Linked DNA regions of Mus musculus: region 1 is linked to region 2. A link is a loop called in an ENCODE intact Hi-C map of the cell type or tissue named here. Cell type or tissue: gastrocnemius. All regions are shown on one strand. Each heading gives the region's core, and the rest is flanking DNA. Links, peaks and the distances in the headings are about the cores only.

Region 1 (2,909 bases), core at 305-2,804, 100 kb before region 2:
TCTACAGGAAGAGGAGCCCAGCAGGTTGATCACAGCCGTAGACAGATGCTTGTGTGCCATCTTGGTCAGATTAAGACATGTTTAAGGCGTTAGTGGACTACACCTTTTGTTGTGGCTATTTCCAGAGACGATAACTGAGAGATTTCAACCCATCCTGAATAAGGACAGCCCATTCCAGGGTCAGGAGCCCTAAACCGAATAAAACAGAAAAGGAGAATGTGAACCAACACTGCTGCCTCTGTTTCTTGACCAGCAGGATCCTGCCACCAAGTCTGCCTGCCAGGAAGGGCTCCATCCCTCACCATGAGGTAAAACAAACCTCTGCTCCCTGGAGTTGCTTTGTTAGCAAGTATGTAGCCATGGCATTGAGAAGAAAACCATTGCAATGATCCACCAGGAAAGACGATGGAGGAGGAGACACCATCACCCCTGCTTAGCATGGAGTCTAGGGGGGGGGAATCTGCAATCATTTCAGGAAGTTTTGGGGGGATGTTGGAGGGGAGGGTGTGAGGTTAAACAGAAAAGAAGAGAAGAAACTAGTCCAAACATTTTTACTAAGGAAACTTGAAAGAGTCAACGATTTGCAAGTTAGAGACACACACAGAGTCAGAGACACAGAAAGATTAAGTATGGGCTTATGTCCTGGGTCATGTCTCTGACCTACACACAGTATTCACTTCTAAGGGATCATGGAAATGGGAACGTGGGTCAGATTAATTTTGCACTGTAAAACTTCATAAAGAATTCAAATAAAGGCAACTGGTGAGGTGGCCCAGTGGACAAAAGAGCTTGCAGACAAGTCTGGTGATCTGAGCTTCATCCCTGGAACTCCCATGGGCAGGAAGAAAGCCAAGTCCTGCAAGCTGTCCCTGTGACTTTCACGGGCATACTGTGGCATCAACCCGCAGGTGAGTACACCTGTGCTCGAGCGCTCTGGGGAGTATACACACACACACACACACACACACACTATACACATACACATCACAACACAGACACCACACACACATACACATACATACACAATAAACAAGTAGATAAATGTAAATTTTTTAAAAACTAAAAAAAAAAAGTCATGTGTCCCAGTTTCTAGCCCAACACATTTTTCTGTCAGATCTCCTAAAATGTTAGAAGTAAAGGTTATTTTTATTTTATATTACTATTATATCGAGACATGTTTTCTCTGTATAGTCCTGGCTGTCCTAGAGCTAGCTCTGTGGACCAGGCTGGCCTTGAACTAACAGAGATATGCTTGCCTTTGCCTCCAGAGTGCTGGAATTAAAAGCACATGCCACCACTGCCCATCTAGGTTTGGGTTGTTTGCTTGTTTGTTTGTTTGTTTGTTTGTCTGTCTGTCTGTTTTTAGAAGTGAAAGTTAAAGGAGCCCTTTAGCTGTGGGCTCCTGGGTGGTTACTGCAAACTGTTTAAACTGTGGCCACCGAGGAGGCAGAAGTGAGTGTTCTTGCACAGTTTCCTGCTGTGTTGACATGGTTTGTGAGCAGAGTTCTCTGAGCCTCGGTTGCCTCATCCACAAAACCCAGGTCAGAATGCTGTGAGTCCCCTACTGCATGCCAGGTACCAAGAGTAAGATTCAGTCAGAAACAGAGAAGAGGTGCAGGAACGTGCTGGGCTCCCAGTGCCCGTCCCCTGTGAGGCCTGTGAGGCCTGCTAACCCTCGGAAGGCCTTCCCTTGGCTCTATGGAACCGAGCCTTTAAAAAGGATCTCACTCCAAATTCCATTTCCAAAGAGCCTCATCTTCTCCGAAGCAGTTCCCACAAACACATTAGCACTGCCTGAGGACCGGGAATGGAGCTTTGGGCCCCAGTCAGGAGTCACATGCCTTCCCTCAGGGCAAAGAAAAGAGGCGCCTGGTGGGGCTGCATTCTTCTGAGCTCCCGCTGGCTTGGCAGCCCAGGTAGAGGCAGGTGGGGCCAGGGGTGTGGTGTGTGTTGGGGGAGGAGACGACAAGCTTCAGCCTTCCACTAGGCTGTTTCAAAGACAGCACTCTGGGTGGTGTCAAGAACCCGTGTGGTGTGTGTGTGTGTGTGTGTGTGTGTGTGTGTGTGTGTGTGTGTGTGTGTGGTGTATGTGTATGATGTCTATGCATATGGTGTGTGTATGATATCTATATGTATGGTGTTTGTGTGTGTGTCTATGAAGTCTTTGTGTATGGTGTGTCTGTATGATGTCTCTGTGTGTGTGTGTGTGTGTGTGTGTGTGTGTGTGTATGTGGTGTATGTGTATGATGTCTATGCATATGGTATGTGTATGATATCTATATGTATGGTGTTTGTGTGTGTGTCTATGGAGTCTTTGTGTATGGTGTGTCTGTATAATGTGTGTGTGTGTGCAACATCAGGTGTCTTCTTGTTATTGCTTATCACCTTATTTTTAATTTTAATTTCACTTTAACTATGTGAGTGGTTTACCCACATGCATGTCTATACACCAAGTGTGTGACTAGTCCCAGCAGAGGCCAGAAGAGAAATCAGATCTCCTGAAACTGGAGTTATAGATGGTTGTGAGTTATCATGTAAGTGCTGGGAACTGAACCTGGGTCTTCTTCTAAAAGCACAGCAAGTGTTCTTAATTGCTGAGCCATCTCTCCAGCCCGGTCTCCAGTTTCTCACTAATCAGGAACTCGGCTATTCAGCTAGTCTGACTGTGTGCAGGCACACAGTGCGGCATTCGTGTGTTTCACATAGGCGCAGGGCCACAGCCTCAGATGCTCATGCTTGCGCAGCGAGCACATTTCCAACTGGGCTGCCTCCCAGCCTTGTTTGACTTTTCATTTCTCATTGGTGTGCACTGCAGTTTTGCACACGATGTCCTCACAGTGCTTATGAATGCTGGAGTGTGCTTGCTTTCCTTGTTCTGTTGTTGTCTCATTTTGATTTTGAATAGTAGA
Region 2 (2,909 bases), core at 111-2,610:
GAGTTTGCTGGACCACACAGCCTGGCCTGATATGCTGAGTCTCTGGCTTCACACAGCCTGCTTTAAGGAAGTATCTTAACATTTAAAACTGAAAAGGACATTGGGTATCCTATCTGCTCATTTGAAATCTTGAAATTATAACCCTTCCCAAAACCTGAAAAAAAAAATGTCTCAAATTGAAAACTGGGAGCTGGCCACCCTAGGGATGTCGCTCAGGGGCCAGGCTTCACTGCCAGCGCCAGAGGTTAGCAGCAACAGTGATTAATTTAATCTGCATTTCAAATAAATATCGGAGACTCCTTGCTCTGCGGCAGAAGGATTTCAGTTAAAACATCCTCCCTTTCACATAAGGCGGGGTTTGGAGTTAAATTTCACCAGCTCATTGCCTGGTGACTGACTAGACGCTGTGACCGAAACCAAGGCTTTCCCTGTGTCCCAGCAACCTAGTGGCACATTCACCGCTGCTTTTGCAAGCCGTGAAATGCACAGTCCGGCGAGGCACGTGATACTCTCCTTTGTCATGGAACAAAGGCTGATCCGAGTTTTTAGCCCTCACTGAAAGGAGGGTTTGCCAGGGCTTGCTAGAGCTTCCGATTACAAGCAAGAGAGAGGGCGACGTGGCACCCAGCAAAGAATCTAGCCACACGTACTTTCGGCGGCCCCTTGATAAGCCCTCCCACATCAGCACCTTTTGTTCTACAGGCGTAAGGTCATTAACCAAATATTGACTGAAGAAATGTGCAAATTGTGTCCAAAGTAGATTAGCCACACCTGATCCAGTCAATTATACTTACTGGGTGCCTACTGTGTGTAAGAGAGCTTGTCCTATCGGGAAGTGGCATTCACACAAAAAGGAAAACATTAATATGCTAAGTTGTTTAAAACAGGGAGCCTGTCTTAGGGGTACCGGAAAGTAACCGCTCTTCATTTATACAAAGAGCTTTTAGTACAGCAGGTGACAAAAAAACTAAATAATAATAATAATGATGATGAAAAAGGAGCCCAATGTTCAGTCTGAGTCTAGAGGTCCTCTCTAACACCATCAACAAAATTTTACGTTAATTATTAAATTGGCATTAAACAGTTTTTCTCCACCAATCTCCCTTGATTTGTTTAACCAACACCTCCCTCTCAACATTTCGGGGGGGGGGGGCGCCCTGGGGAGAAGGGAATCTGAGTGAGACCAACCAGTTTCACGATGCCCAGCCCCTCCTAGATGGGGGATCGGGTGAACTGAGAAAGGCCCCGGGGCACAGTCAACCCGCAGCGAGAAGACAATGGGGTATAGTTACCCTGCCTGAGAAGGGGAAGACGAAGCGCGCCTCAAGCTCTTGGGCTGCTCTCCCAGGTGAGCCCGGACCCTGGATCTCTAGGGACCAAAAATCCGGCGCTCCCAACTTTTCAGGGGCAAAAAGCCCTAGGGACATCCCTAAGCGAACCAACCGCAGTGAAAAGCTACAGTCGGATTCTCTGAGTCCCGTCCCAGTCTCTCAGGCTCAGCTCCAGGTCTCATTCTGGGCGCGGCGCCTTCACCCTAACGCAGCTAGAGCAGCGCCACCCATGGCGTTGGGGGGCAAGATCTGTACCCGGGACAAATCTAAGAGAGGAAGCGTCTGTGGACTAGGACAAAGCCTGACGGAGAATCGGGACACTACAGTCCTGCCCTCCGTCTCTATAATGCCCGGGGATTCTAGGTTGGGATGGGGCTCCTAAGGTGGCCAGGGATGGAGGTGTGGGGTCGCACCGCGAGAGTTTGTGCAGTCGGGAGGTCCCTAACTAAGCTTCAAGACCTGTGGGAGATAAAGCCACAACCAGGGCTTCCTGGGTGATCTCCAAACCAGTTTGGACGGTGGAGGATGGGCGTGTGCCACGCTCCCCCGAAGGGGACCGTTCCCTCTCTTTGTGTGGTTCGCAGGGAGCGCGAAGACCTTCCGTGAGAAGGGAAGGGGGCGCTCTCTCGAGGGAATCCACACCACGAGTTCCCCAAGTCAGTTACACAAAATTCTCCCCCTACCCCAGTGCCTGGCCGGAGGCAAAGACTTTGCCCCTCCTACGCGCGCGCGAACACACACACACAAGCCCCAGGACGCGTCTCCAGTGCCCAATCGAGAACAGGGTCTCACCTGCGTGGGTAGGAGCAGTGCCAGAAGCAGCAACCCCAGCCCTAGCCTGGCCACCATCGCTCTGCCCATGTCCGCTCCGTCGGCGCGCGGCGCGACTCTCTAGATGTTCGGTAAGTGGAGATCTGCTAAGCTCGCGCGGGCGCAGGCAAGGTGGGGAGCGCGGCCGGCCGGCGGGACCTTATATACCGGGACAGCCACAATAGCCGTGACGTGCGGCGCCCGCCCACCCGTGCTCTCCTCCTCCCCCGCCGCCTCCCCGCCCCCACCCCCACCCTCCTGTGCGGCTCTCACGGCCCCTCCCCCGCCGCCTGCACCGGCCCGGGGTGACTTGGGATGTCCCGGGGCGGCCAGCGCGGCAGGTGGGCGGGCGCCCCGGGCTCTGGCACAGCTAGGGTTTCCCCGGGCAGGCTGCATGCACAGGCGCAGGCGACTCCCACACGGGACCTGGGGCGAGCACACGAACCACACACGCCGGCCGGCCCAAGTTTCCTTTGTTTCCCCGGCCCTGCCATCTTACCCCCCAACACGAAAAGTCGAAGCCGCGGGCGCCGCGCAGACTGCGCGGAGCTCAGGGCTGGTTTTTGTCAAGTGCCGGCTGCAAGGGGGAACGGGACAGGCTTGGCAGGTCCCCGGGCCGTGGTGCGCGGGGTTGGCGAGGAGGAGACCGGGCGTCGCCACGCACTGTCCCTTGGCGGCTGCACGGCAGGGATCGCCAGGATCCCGGGCCCCAGCCGTGAGTATGCTCGGCTGGGCGGCCGCCCCTGGCTGCTTGCTTTGTGTTTTGAG

Evidence for each region. A loop is a pair of places that touch in the nucleus more often than their neighbours do. Peaks named below come from ENCODE experiments on the same cell type or tissue, not always from the same donor. Only the 100,000 strongest peaks of a DNase experiment are listed, where the experiment ranks them.
Region 1: it touches region 2 in a loop (2.5-fold over the local background); 6 of 42 quality-filtered maps call a loop at or near these places.

Annotation. Positions count from the first base shown.
Region 1 is chr10:43,683,413-43,686,321 of GRCm38, reverse strand. No RefSeq gene overlaps it. Among named protein-coding and RNA genes, the nearest start is that of Gm40632, 9.1 kb to the right of the region's middle. In gastrocnemius, for the core only: no CTCF peak of the experiment used is centred there; no DNase peak of the experiment used is centred there.
Region 2 is chr10:43,578,537-43,581,445 of GRCm38, reverse strand. Cd24a (CD24a antigen) reads right to left here and starts at 2,277. Exons shown (of 2, transcript NM_009846.2): 1 at 2,124-2,277. The coding sequence starts at 2,192. In gastrocnemius, for the core only: a CTCF peak has its summit at 1,562; DNase peaks (open chromatin) are centred at 501, 1,448 and 2,283; H3K4me3 peaks cover 2,500 bases; H3K27ac peaks cover 2,500 bases.